2 separate regions of the Homo sapiens genome follow, and region 2 is linked to region 1. The links are chromatin contacts, found by Hi-C or POLR2A ChIA-PET in ENCODE. All regions are on one chromosome and are shown on one strand. Each heading gives the region's core, a stretch centred on a gene start or an enhancer-like site at or near the end of the contact. The rest is flanking DNA. Distances are from core to core; before and after follow the strand shown. Region 1 overlaps PRDM16 (PR/SET domain 16). Region 2 overlaps PRDM16 (PR/SET domain 16).

What was found. A loop is a pair of places that touch in the nucleus more often than their neighbours do. ChIA-PET counts read pairs that join two places held with the same protein, here RNA polymerase II (POLR2A). Pooled maps may share reads with other maps.
Region 2: a loop to region 1 is called in a map of heart left ventricle, with 3 times the contacts of the local background. The contact joins two enhancer-like sites. A Hi-C loop is called at or near these places in 6 of 168 maps with a recorded cell type or tissue (aorta, astrocyte of the cerebellum, endothelial cell of hepatic sinusoid and 1 more) and 7 of 50 pooled maps. POLR2A ChIA-PET finds 5 or more read pairs at or near these places in 2 of 52 experiments (AG04449 and AG04450).

What each region holds. Positions count from the first base shown.
Region 1 is chr1:3,324,677-3,330,626 of GRCh38, reverse strand. The region is part of intron 3 of PRDM16 (PR/SET domain 16); the gene reads right to left. Among named protein-coding and RNA genes, the nearest start is that of ARHGEF16, 130 kb to the left of the region's middle. RefSeq lists an enhancer at 1-312. Within about 2 kb of position 2,271, at least 3 of the 41 ENCODE cell types and tissues checked have a DNase peak (open chromatin) inside an H3K27ac peak, as active enhancers do.
Region 2 is chr1:3,411,822-3,417,697 of GRCh38, reverse strand. It overlaps PRDM16 (PR/SET domain 16), which reads right to left. Exons shown (of 17, transcript NM_022114.4): 9 at 4,898-5,876; 10 at 3,051-3,138. Among named protein-coding and RNA genes, the nearest start is that of ARHGEF16, 40 kb to the left of the region's middle. RefSeq lists enhancers at 1,190-1,885, 1,886-2,582. Within about 2 kb of position 2,162, at least 3 of the 41 ENCODE cell types and tissues checked have a DNase peak (open chromatin) inside an H3K27ac peak, as active enhancers do.

The DNA.
Region 1 (5,950 bases), core at 1,022-3,521:
GGTGGAGGCACAAGGGTGTGTCTGAGACCCCAGGATTAGAAAAGTGGCCCCTGCTGAGGCAGCAGCCAGGCAGCCCCCGCTGAGCTGAGAGGGGATGTGGTGGGGATGCCTAGGGAGCGAGGGGCAGATGGGAAGAAGAGCAGAAGAGAATGGGCGCCATGTGAGGCCTCTGCTCTCTGTTCAGGGCCACTGTCATTGGCATTATTTTGTCCCTGCATTCTTACAAGGCCACCAGAGAAGGCCTTGAGCGGACGCCTTGCCAAGTGACAATTAAAGGATGAAGACTTAGACACAAAAAGCATCTCCAATTTCCAATTTCAGTTTCTGAAGAGTCCGGGGCCTCCTGCTCTGTCTGCCAGCCAGGGCCTCCCTGCTGAGCTCTCAGAAGTGTTTGGGTCTGAGGCCCACCCAGCCTCATTCCCCGCCTCTAGCTTTGCTGCTCGGCTCTGGCCAGGCGAGAGTTAAACTCCACCATTTGATTTGACAAGCCCAAGGTGAAGTGGGTGACCAGAAGTCTCAAAGGCATCCTTAACCCCTCTTGGCGGAGGGCTCTGCTGCTGTTCTCTGGGCAGACTCTGCCATCATCACTTGTGATCGCAATCAGAGCCCTGGCAGAGGACCTGCATTCTTAAAGGGACAGTGATCTCCAAGCCTCCTTCCAGAGACAACTGTCCTTTCCCCTGACCCACCTCCTGGGTGCACTTCTTCCCAGCTGGCGGGACTCGGCTCAGCCCAACACAAGCTCAGCCATGGGCACCTGTGGGTAAGGCAGGGACTGCATGGGAGGCCGGAGAACACAGCCCACCATAACCAGTGGGTGGCAGTGGGGGCCTCTCCCAGGCGTGCCCCTCTCTCCAGAAGCCGCACGGCCTGGGGTGCCCCTGCCCACTCTCCTGTGAATGTTTTTCTTCCCACAGCCAGAATCACACTCAACTCATTGGGCCAGGCAGCTGGAAGAGAGGGGTGTGAAGGCTCGCCCTGGGCTGGAGGGCTCTGGCACCTGTGGGGCCAGCTCCTTGTGAGCCCATAGCCCCTTCCTCTGCCTGGTTTTCCTGTGATGATGATGAGGTCAGGACGCCTCTAGAGAGTGTGCCCCACGGTCCTCCTGTTAAGTTACTAAGTGTTGCTGCAAACCCCTCGGCCCCCGACACTACAGCCTGGGAGACAGCTTGGGCCTCTCCCTCCTGGCTCTGTCCGGGGATCCCATTAATTCCATTCCTGCAAAACTGGATAGCGAGACACAGTCGGGAAGGGGTGGGGGGTGGTGGGTTGGAGGGGTCCTACCCGGATGCTTGACCCCTCAGATGAAGAAGTGGGAGGAAAGGCCCCCAGCCCCCCAACTCCAAGCATTTCTGCCTCCTGCCCTAGCACCATCTGGAACGCCACCACGAACACCACCATGCCCGCTGGGCAGCTGTGCCTGGCCCAAGGCTGCTGGTCAGTGCTGCTTCCTACCTACAACTGCTGGGACAGGATGTGGTTGGTGCCTTCCCTGGGCAGTTTGGGAGGCCCTTGGGGGCAGAGGTGGTGAGTGGAAGAGGGGTCCAGGGGCCACAAGTTTCCTAGGAGGGGCCCAGGGAGAAGGCGCCCATTCCTCGCCTGGGGGGAAAGGGTCTGGCTGGGCCCCTGTTCTCCTCTGGCCTGGGAGGGGCTGGGGAGTTCCCTACCCGCCAGCATTGGTGCCCTCCCCCGGCAGGCCCCTGTGGATGCTGGGCTTCACGGTCTCACTGAATCTGAACGGGGGGTCCAGGGCGTGGGCATTGGCTTCTGTGTCTCACCTTTTACGTAGGAAATGGAGGCGCAGAGGGTCGGACAATGGCCCAAACCCAAGCCCCCACCTGGCTGCAGATTCTGCGTATGAGCTGCGTGAGCTGCTCCATGTGCCAGAGTCCTCACCAGGCACTGATGCCCGAGCCAAGTCTCTGGAGCCCTGGGGGGTCTCCTTCCTGGGTCTGATAAAACAGACTCCTGGCCCGAAAGCATCTGTTCAGGCCTCTGTTCTAGGGGAGACAGCTGTACCCTCTGATGGGAGCCGCATCCACTGCAGCAGCCCAGACAGGACCCCTCGGCTGGCAGCACAGGGCCCCGTGCCCTTTGAACCCACAGGGTCTCCGCCTGCTTCCCACCTGCTTTCCTAAGAGCCCCGGCTGCCAGGCGAGTGACGAAAGCTCCGCGCATGCTGCTAGACCTCCCCCAGGAAGGCTGACACAGGCAGGGCCCTGTCATCAAAGCCCCTGGCCCACGACCAAGGAGATAGCTCTGGTTGTCACTGTTGTCTACTGGGCAGAGGCAGAGATGTTGTGAGCACCCCCCACTGCACAGAACAGCTCCCCACAACAGAATTATCTGACCACAAATGTCAGCAGTTTCAAGATTAAGAAACCTGACCAGGGAACAAGTCCCTCAGTCACAACAGCTGGGGGTGTGGACAGGGCTGTGGTGCCTGGGGACAGGGGGCATCTTGGAGCTTCTCGCAGGCCTGGCTAGTTCCCCACTTGGCCCGGCAGGGGCCTCGCCTCTGGGACCCCAACGCCTAGCACATCCAGCTTCCTGGAGGCCCCAGCCCGAGTCCCCCAGGTCTTCCCTCCTGTGGGGGATTCCGGTCCCCAGAGACTCCTGCTCCTTTTCCCAAGGGGTCTCTGAGAAAACCCAGCATTTTCCAACTTGTTTGCTTGTGTGAACTTGTATTTCTGTGCTGTGGGTGAGGTCACACACTCTGGGCCGCTGAACCCCATCTGTGGAATGGGGGTAACAGTGGCCTTGGCTTCCCAGGGCACTGCCAGCATCAGCCAGTGCTGGGGGGCAGGCGAGGGGCCTCCTGAGGCTCTGGGACCCCCATGTGGGGTTACTGTGAATCTCTTGAGGTCTCCCCTGCAGGTGGGTGGGGGCCAAGTGCAGTGGTGGCGCTTTGAGTGGGCCTTGGCATCCCCTCTAGTACCCGCACGCCATCATCCACTGTGCCCATCCCTGCCACTGTAACCTCCGCCTCCAAGAAAAGGCTCAGCTTCTGGCCCAGATGTCATGGGCGGCAGCCATGTGCAGCGGCTGATACGCTCTGCATCAGTAACCAGATCAGTGCTGGGGTCAAATAACTTTCTGCCGGGCAACAGAATCCCTGCCCGGGGCCGCCGCCGTTGTTGGTCCTGACCGTGGGATGAGCGTTGAAAGACAACGCCTCTGGGTGGGCCTGGGAGGGCAGGGCGGGGGCTGAGGGGCTGTTGGGACTGGGTGTCCACATCTAAGGGAGGCAGAGGGGGCAGGACCCCCCGAGGGCTGCTGCAGAGCTCCAGGCTTCTCCTTGGAAACAGCCTCTCCAGCCGGCCTGTGGTGCCGCCTCCTCCAGCAAAGACCTCACAGGCAGAGTTCTGCATGGGGCGGCCACACCTGGATTTGGGCTATTTTGTCTCCAGAGTCTTAAAAGGCCACCAGAGAAGGTCTTGAGGGGGTGCCCTGCCAAGTGACAATTCAGAATAAAAAAAGATGCAGTCTCAGACACAAAAAGTGTTTCCACTTCCCAATGTTAGTTTTGAAGAGCCTGGGGCCTCCTCGCCTTGCCTGCAGGCTGGGCTGACCGAGGAGCTCCCAGAGGTGTTCAGGGTCTGAGGTCCACCCAGCCCCGCTCCAGGCCCTGTGCGTGGGCTCCTCCCAGGGCAGGCGTCTGGGGGCCCTCACAGCCAGGCGGGGCCTGAAAGCTGATTCCTGTAGAGGGATTTTCCCTCAGAGACAGAGGAGACATTGTGCCTAGTGAGGCTGAGCATGGCCCAGTGGGGGCAGGAGCCCACCTTCTCTGTTCCTGACCCTGAGACAAAGCGGCCTCCCCCTGCTGTCAGGCCACGCGGCGGCTGGTGGGGGGCTTGGGAGCCAGAACGCTCCAGAGAGACGACTGCCAGAGGCCTGAAAGCCACTGCCTGTGGTGGCCACTGCTTCGAGACCTCCTTCCTCCAGATGGAGGCCCTGTTCCCCGCTCCTCTAATCAGCCCTCAGGGAGGTGGTGCACTCATGAAAATGGGCATAGGGCTGGGTGCGGGCGGTCATCCTGAGGTGCCAAAGGGGAGGGGATGGGTCACCTCTGCCATCACCCTTGGTTGACCTCCAGGCCAGGTCGGATTCCAGGGTCAGCTCCCACCAAGTCTGGCATCCTCAAACACAAGCCCTTCCTAGGGCTGACCATGGCCCCTGCAGCAAGCTGAATCATGCTCCTCCTAAAATTCATGCCCTCACAGAACCTAAAAGGTGATCTTTTCTGGAAAAAGCATCTTTGCAGATGCAAATTAATTGACATAAGGTCACATGGAATCAGGATGGGCTCTGAACAAGGAAGTAGGGTGTCTTTATAAGAAGACACACAGGGAAGTGCTCATGTGAAGACAGAGGCGGGGATGGAGGTGATGTGTCTAGAAGCCAAGAATGGCCAAGGAGGGCCAAGGATGGTCGAGGATGGCCAAGGAGGGCCAAGGATGGTCGAGGATGGCCAACGAGGGCCAAGGATGGTCGAGGATGGCCAACGAGGGCCAAGGATGGTCGAGGATGGCCAAGGGGGGCCAAGGATGGTCGAGGATGGCCAAGGGGGGCCAAGAGGGCCGAGGATGGCCAAGGAGGGCCAAGGATGGTCGAGGATGGCCAAGGGGGGCCAAGGATGGTCGAGGATGGCCAAGGAGGACCAAGGATCGTCGAGGATGGCCAAGGAGGGCCAAGAGGGCCGAGGAGGGCCAAGGAGGGCCAAGAGGGCCAAGGATGGCCAAGAATGGTCATGGCTCACTGAGAACCGCTAAGGAAGGCCAAGGAGGGCCAAGGATCATCAAAGATGGCCAAAGAGGACCAAGGATGGCCAAGGATCGCCAAGGATGGTAGAGGATCACTGAGAATCGCCAAGGAAGTCCAAGGAGGGCCAAGGATGGCCAGCAACACCAGACCTGGAGAGGCTGGGGACAGAGTCTCCCTCAGAGCCTCAGAAGGAGCCAACCCTGACCTCCCCTGGATCTCAGGCTTCGGGTCTGTAGAACTGTGAGAGCACACAGTGTGTGGTTTGAAGCCACCTAGTTTCTGGTACTTTGTTACAGCAGCTCCAGGAAATAAACACAGTCCCTGAGAGCCGCCCAGGGCACCCCTGCTGGGACACCCATCTGGCCGGTGGTCAGGGCTTCAGGTGGGACCATCTAGTGGGACTTGTGTGTGCCTCTACTCTGGGGGCATGGCCAGCCCTCAGCCTCTGCCACAAGGACTCGGTCCATTCCCAGGAAGGGCATCCCCTGCGTTCATCTCCCAGAGAGAGCTGATGCTCAGGCCTGAGCTGGCTCTCTGCAGCTGTGCGTACCCTGGGGCCGGCTAACACCTCCTGGGAGCCCGGCCACCTACCCCAGCTGAGCAGCTTACCCAAGTCACTCCTCCCTGGCAGGCTGCTCATTAGAAGAGGGGCTGCAGCTCACAGGCATGAGAGATTTCCTTGGGGACACTCCCTGTGTCCCTCAGAAGGACCTGGGGGTTTGGGGGTCACCCCTCCAAAGGACGCATTTTCAGTAATTAAAGAGGCAGTGGGGCCTGGAAGAGGCTGAGCCAGCTCTGGGCTGGGGGAGAGGTGGTTGGCGGAGTTCAGAGGCCACATGTAGGGGCCAGAAACTGTGCGCTACCAGGTGACCAGAGCTCTGCTCAGCCCCTCGCGTGCATCCTCCCCCCAGGACATCAGTATTTTCTCCAGCACCACCAGGGGCGTCCGCTGGCCTGGACCCTCAGGGACTCTGGCCCAGGGCAGGGTTCTGTGTCACATCAGCACAAGGGAGGGTCAGATGTGCTGCCCACGACCCGCCGAGTCCCACAGCTGATCTGCTCACTCGCCGAGTTTGAGAACCAAGGCTGGGCAGGTAGGGGGGTGATGACGGAATCAAGGGGGGGTGACGACGGAATCAGGGGGGACATCTGTGCTTTAGATCCTGACCCCATGGAGTCGGAGCCT
Region 2 (5,876 bases), core at 913-3,412, 87 kb before region 1:
CTAGTATTTTCTTGGACCCTGGGTTGGATTTTTTCACCTTTCTGTAGTCAGCCCTGCTCTTGTCCTTCCCTGAGTCCCAGTCCCTCGTTTGTAGTTTAAGGTCTTTCCTGCAGGAGCTGAAACTGATCTTTAGCAACCAGCCTCACTGCCCGGTTTGGGCGGGACCTGAGTGATACAGGTAGCTGATGTTTATGATTACCCCTTATCTGACCCAGGCCGGCAAAATGCCCAGCTGACTTGACTCCTGGCCAGCACTTCTGGTTGGCTAGTTTGGGTTAAATGCAGAATTACATCTAGTTTAACATTAAAAAGTTTATTTTTTAGTCTTGAAAAATTACAATAGCAACCTGAATCTCCGTTTAAAGCATAGATTGTGGGCCTGCAGAACCACTGCCACCAAGTGGCAGCATGCCATAATTGCAGGCAAAGTACTAAGGAATTCAACAGCCTCTTTAAGACTTAAACCCACAAAGGAAATATTCAAAATAATAATGTGACATGTCACATGACACAGGGCAATTTGATATGGGCAACAGGAGCTGCCTCTCTGCTCCCTGGAGATGCCCAGGGCTTGCTCGATTAGGAGAGTGGAAGCATGGGATTGGTGGGCAGAGCTCTGATCAGAATCCCAGACTGTCCTGGCCCCACTGAGGTCTCTGACAATAGCGACAGGAGAGGGGAAGGGCTGGGCTGATGGAGCTGCTCAGTGTCAGCCCTGCCTCTCCCAGCTCCCCTTCTCTTTGAAGATTTGGAGCTGACCTCAGTGGAGAAGGAGATGGGCCACCCTGTGATATCTGCTGTGTGCCAGGCCCTGTAGGGGGCTGCACAGGGGCTGAAAAGGAAGAGTGTTCATCATCCCCTGAGGGGTAGCAAAAGGCAAAACAGGGAACAAACCCCGGGCCTCGGCACCACACACCCAGCCTGCTGAAGGTGGGGCCAGTGCTCCCAGGGCCCAATGCCTGACCCACAGGGCCCTCCAGACACCTTTGCTAAACAGGTATTTTCATAGCCTGCCTCCCCTGGGAGCTCCCAGAGAAGGGGATGAGGAGGGAGGGCAAGGGTGAGGCAGGAGCTGATACAGATGCAGAGGGAAGGGAGAGCTTGGGGTTCCCCAGGTGCTGGTGTCACTGGGAGGAACTGGCCAGGGTGCCGGTCCTTGGCACCCAGCCTCCACGGAATGGGTGTGGGGGTGAGGAGAAGGGCAGGTGAGGACCTGCGTCATCAAGGGGCTTCATATAGGGCTCGCTGCCTCTGGGCAATGCTCAGAGCCAGCTCCACAGAGGTGACCCGCCCATTTACAGCAAGACCCTAGCCCTGGCTGCCCACTAGCAAACAAAACTATCCCATCACGCGGCTGGGGTCTCTCAGAGTCCGAGTGCCGGGCATCTGGCACTCAGCTTTTCGGAGACCTGCTTGCCAGGGACTTATCCAGCTGCTGCTGGTAGGGAGCAGAGGGCTTTCTACAAATGCTTCCCAGAGACCACATGAGCCAGTGGTGGGGACGTTTTGCTATTTGGGGAACTGGTTACGATAAAAATACCCAGAAAGAAACGAACGAGTAGAAACTCGTGTCCGTCCACAGTGGCCAAGGCCTCCCCTCTGGCCCCTTCCAGCCCCACCCAGGCTGTGGGGGTCAGGCTTCTCCCGCCCCTGCGAGGCAGGCATGCTCTCATCCTGATGAGAACGAGTGATGAGCGATGGGCAGATGGAAGCTGCCTTGCTCCCTGAGCCATCAACTGGGCCTCACCAGCCCCTCCGCAGCCCGGAGCAGCAGGGCTGAGGTCTTTCCACAGGCATGGCCTCTTGGGCTTTGTCGAGGTCTTTAGTAACTGGCGCCTTCTGCCCAAGTGACAGCCCAACCTTAGACCATTTGGTGACTTATTAGTCATCTCTCTCTTCCCGCCCCCCACCTCCTGGCTCCGGGCTGCAGGGACAGGCAGCGGGGGTGGCAGGCCCGTGGGGGCAGCGGGCAGGAGGGACAATGGAAACTGCCCCCCGCTGGGCTCCCTTCCTCGGGCCTGGGTGGGCCTCTCCCGCCCGGCTTGCTCCGCCCGATCAGATATTCCCGGCCTCGCTCCCCGCACAAACAAACGCAGGATGCGCCTGGCTGGCTCGTGGCTCTTTCCAGCCCATCCCGAGGAAAATCAGGGGAAGTTATTAACCAAACTCCACGGCCCCGGGGAAACAATGGGAGGCGCTAAGTTTAGCTGTGAACTCAGCCTGGGCGCAGGTTTCACAAACCAGGTGGGGGGCCCGTCCACGGCGGGGAAGGCCGAGAAAGAGAACAATGCCCCGGTCTGGTCTGCAGTCTGTCAGGGCCAGGCCCACTGTGCGACCCTCAGGACCCTCCAGGTGCAGCCCATGGCGCTGCGGAAGGGGCCAGGCTCCCAGCAATGAGACCAAGTCAGTAGGGGACAGGAGGTCGGGAAGACTCTGCCCTGGCCATGCTGCCCACCTGCTATTTTGCTCCCAGGATGTGGCCTCAGGGGCAGGCAGGAGCACCTCCAGGCCTGGCAGGGTCTGCACCCACCTGTCTGGACTGGGGGGCTCTCTGGGTCTCTTTCCAGACCCCCTGCCCACCACCTCCCTGGGGCCTGGCTCCATGCCCCTCTCTGCATGCTCAGGCCCTTCCTCTCTTCCGGTCCATTTGAACATACTCAGGTCCTGTGCACCCCAGAGAGAGCGCCCACGCTGTGTCCTGGGCTGCCACCTGAGGCTGCTCCCCTCACTCACAATCCCTGCCCTCGCTCCTTCAGGCTCTGCCCACGACTCCAGTGAAGCTCCTTCTCCCTCCTGGAGCCCAGAGCCAGGGGTCAGAGAGGTCCCTGGGGTGGCCCTGTGAGGGTCACTCTCAGTCCTCAACCTCTCCAGCCTACAGTGACCTGAGGGGCCTCAGGGAGAGAATCCTCCTCTGCCTTTGAGGGCGTCTGTGCGTGGTATGGCCTGGACGGGGACTTAGGCTCCAGCCTGGCCACTGAGCCTCGACAGCCGGGAGATGGGGCCACTGGCGTGTGGGTTACAGGGCGCCCTGACCTGCACTGAGGACGTACCTGGGGGTGGAAGAGCAGCGGGGACGGCCGCAGGTACTTCTCCTTCAGGGCTCCCACGGGGTCTGTGACCTTCCGCTTTTCTACCCTGCTGGACAACAGCACAGAGGGTTACGTACCCCACCGAGCCGCCCGCCCCGCCGAGCCACCCGCTCCACAGAGCCGCCCACCCCGCCTGACCATATACCTGGCCAGTCACAAGGCCATGGTGTGGACCTCGCCGTGGCTGCCCCAACGCTCACCAGACTCCTCTGTGGGCCTTGGGGATGTCGGGAGCCCAGCCCACCTGCACCCCTAGACGGACCCTCCCTGTCACCACCTGCCCCTGAACACTCTCCCTCAGTGGTTCCCTCACACCTCCCATGCCTCCAAGGTCCCCTCGAGGGCCTTCAAAGACCCCTGGCTGCCAGCACCCCTGCAGGTCATGGGTGCTAAGTGCAGGCGGCTGGAGTTTTCTCTGAAGGCCCCGTGCACCCCGGCCTAACTGGCCGGTCAGCCCTGCATGAGTGGGGACCACTCTGAAGGGGGTCCCTGGACCTGCTCACAGCAGAGCGTGGCTCACACCAGAGGCTCAAGGCCTCCTCCGCTCCTTCTCTGACCCGGCCCCTGGCACGGGGTGTGCTGCCCGTGTGTGCTGATGAACGTGAGTGGCCAGCAGGTTTCTGTCCTGGGGAGGTCACCAGGGGCTTCCTGCAGCACCCAGACAGGGCCCTGTCTAAACACCCTCCAGGGCTGCTGGAGATTACAGTTCCAGAACCTTCCCCAGATGCCGGTGACAAGCCTGCTCACTGAATCACAATGCAAACCTCCTGTGGTAAACAGAGGCCGTGGGCAGGGCTATCCACTGACCCTCCTTTGGCCTGGTGGCTCTTGAAGGCAGCCTGCTCTTCTCTGTCTGCCTGGGTTCCCATAGTGAGGGTTAGATTTGGGAGCCTCTTTCCCATCACTGAGAGCGCTTTGGTAAACCTGCCACCCCGTTGCAAGACACAGCACCCCCAGCATGTCTATGACTGGCCGCTTTTGCTTTATTAGGACAGGACTTGCTCAGGGTCTCCTGCCTGTCTCCTTGCATGGCGAAGCGGGGAGCACAGGGACAGGTGCTGGTGGGGGTAGGACCCCCTCCCCAAGCCTAGCCCTGCTCTTCCAACCCACCTGCATTCTAGGGAGGGGCAAACCTGTCCAGAAATTAGGGAGTGGCATTAAACTCGCCTTTCCCCAAGAGAGGCATCAGAGACACAGGACACTGGTGCCTAGAAAACCCTCCAATGCTTGCTTCATCCCTCGCCTCCTCCTCCCCTCCAAGGACCACTGGCTCCTTCTCTGATTCCCCCGGGGCCCCCAGAAAGACACCCCCTCCCCATTCCCCCTGCCGCTGTGGCTCCAGGGGCAGGAGCGCACCAGGAGGGGCAGGAAGCACTCAGCCCAGGCCCCTCTGACTTCTGCAGGTAGAGGCTGGGGAGAGCTAGACCAGAGACGACAGCTGGAGAGAGGGGTGGGGAAGGGTGTGGGTTGGGGTGGGGGGTGGGGTTACTGGGGATAGGAGGCGCTCGAGGCCAGCAGTGTGATGTCTGAGTGGTCATCGGTGCAAGCAAACTGCACGTGTCCAGGAGCACCCGTCCTGGCCTCCCAAACACGGCCCGGGCCAGGCACCTAGCTTAGGAGCAGCCAAGCCAGGCATCCCTCCTGAGGGGTGCAGACCCCCCCAAGAACAGGGGCATCTTCCTGAAGTCAGCAAAGGCCGGGGGACGACCTTGGAGGAGCTTGAAAGAGACACCACCATGCACTGAGCCCGCCCAGCACCGCCGCGGCCCCGCCCCAGGGAGAGCCAGTGAGGCTGGGGTGCTGAATACCTGTAGATGGGGTCCATGAAGAAGGGCGAGGGCTTGGCGTAGTGGAGCGGGGGCTGCTGGGGCATCCGCGCCGGGCACACCTGGGGCAGCCCCTCGCCGGCGCCCAGCTTGCGTTCCCCATAGACGTGGTTCTTGCGGGGCTCCCGCCCGCCGCCGTTTTGGCTGGCACGGGCCCGGCTGCCGATGCTCAGGTCCAGCGGCTGCTCCTCGCCGGATGCGGGGGCCGAGGGGCCCTTGGGCATGGGCAGGATGGGCTTCACGTCTTTGGGCTTGGTGGTGAGATCAAAGGGGCACTCGGCACTGGGGCCGCCCACCTTGAGGGCGTCCCGGGGTGACTTTGGCTCGGCCTTGACCAGCAAGTTGTGGGCGAGGGCTCGGTCCGTGAAGGGGTAAAGGGAGTGGGGGAAGTTGGGCAGGAACTGGAAGGGGAACGCCGAGTGGTAGGGGAGCGAGCCCAGCTTCTTCTCCTGCATCCCCATGAAGCCGGGGCCAAAGTACTTCTCGGCAATGGATGCGATGGCCTTGATGGAGTCCCCGGCGGCGCCCGTTGCAGTCAGCAGCTGCTCGTCGGGTGGCGGGAAGAATGAGTGCTGGGAATAGAAGACAGGCACCTCGGCCACGCTGTTCGGGGCCCCCGGGGGCGCCAAGCCGCCCCCAAACTTGGGCTGGCCCTCGGCGGACTTGCCCTTGCCCTTGTCCTTGTCAGGGTCGCTGTCCACGTCGCTGTCCAGGTCCGAGCCCGTCCCCGTGGTCGTGTCCAGGTCGGTCCCCGTGGTGGTGTTGACGTCCTCAAAGTCACTGCCGTCCGACATGTCGCTGCTCCTGGTCTTCAGCTTCTCCACACAGGAGTCCTCCAGGCGGCTCTCGAACTTCTCCTCGGGCCCCGCAGCTGCCGTCGTGCCCTGGCTGCTGTTGCTGACGGCGGAGACCAGGGGCAGGGCTGGGTTCCCCAGGGGACTGGGGAGCTTGGCGTCCTGGG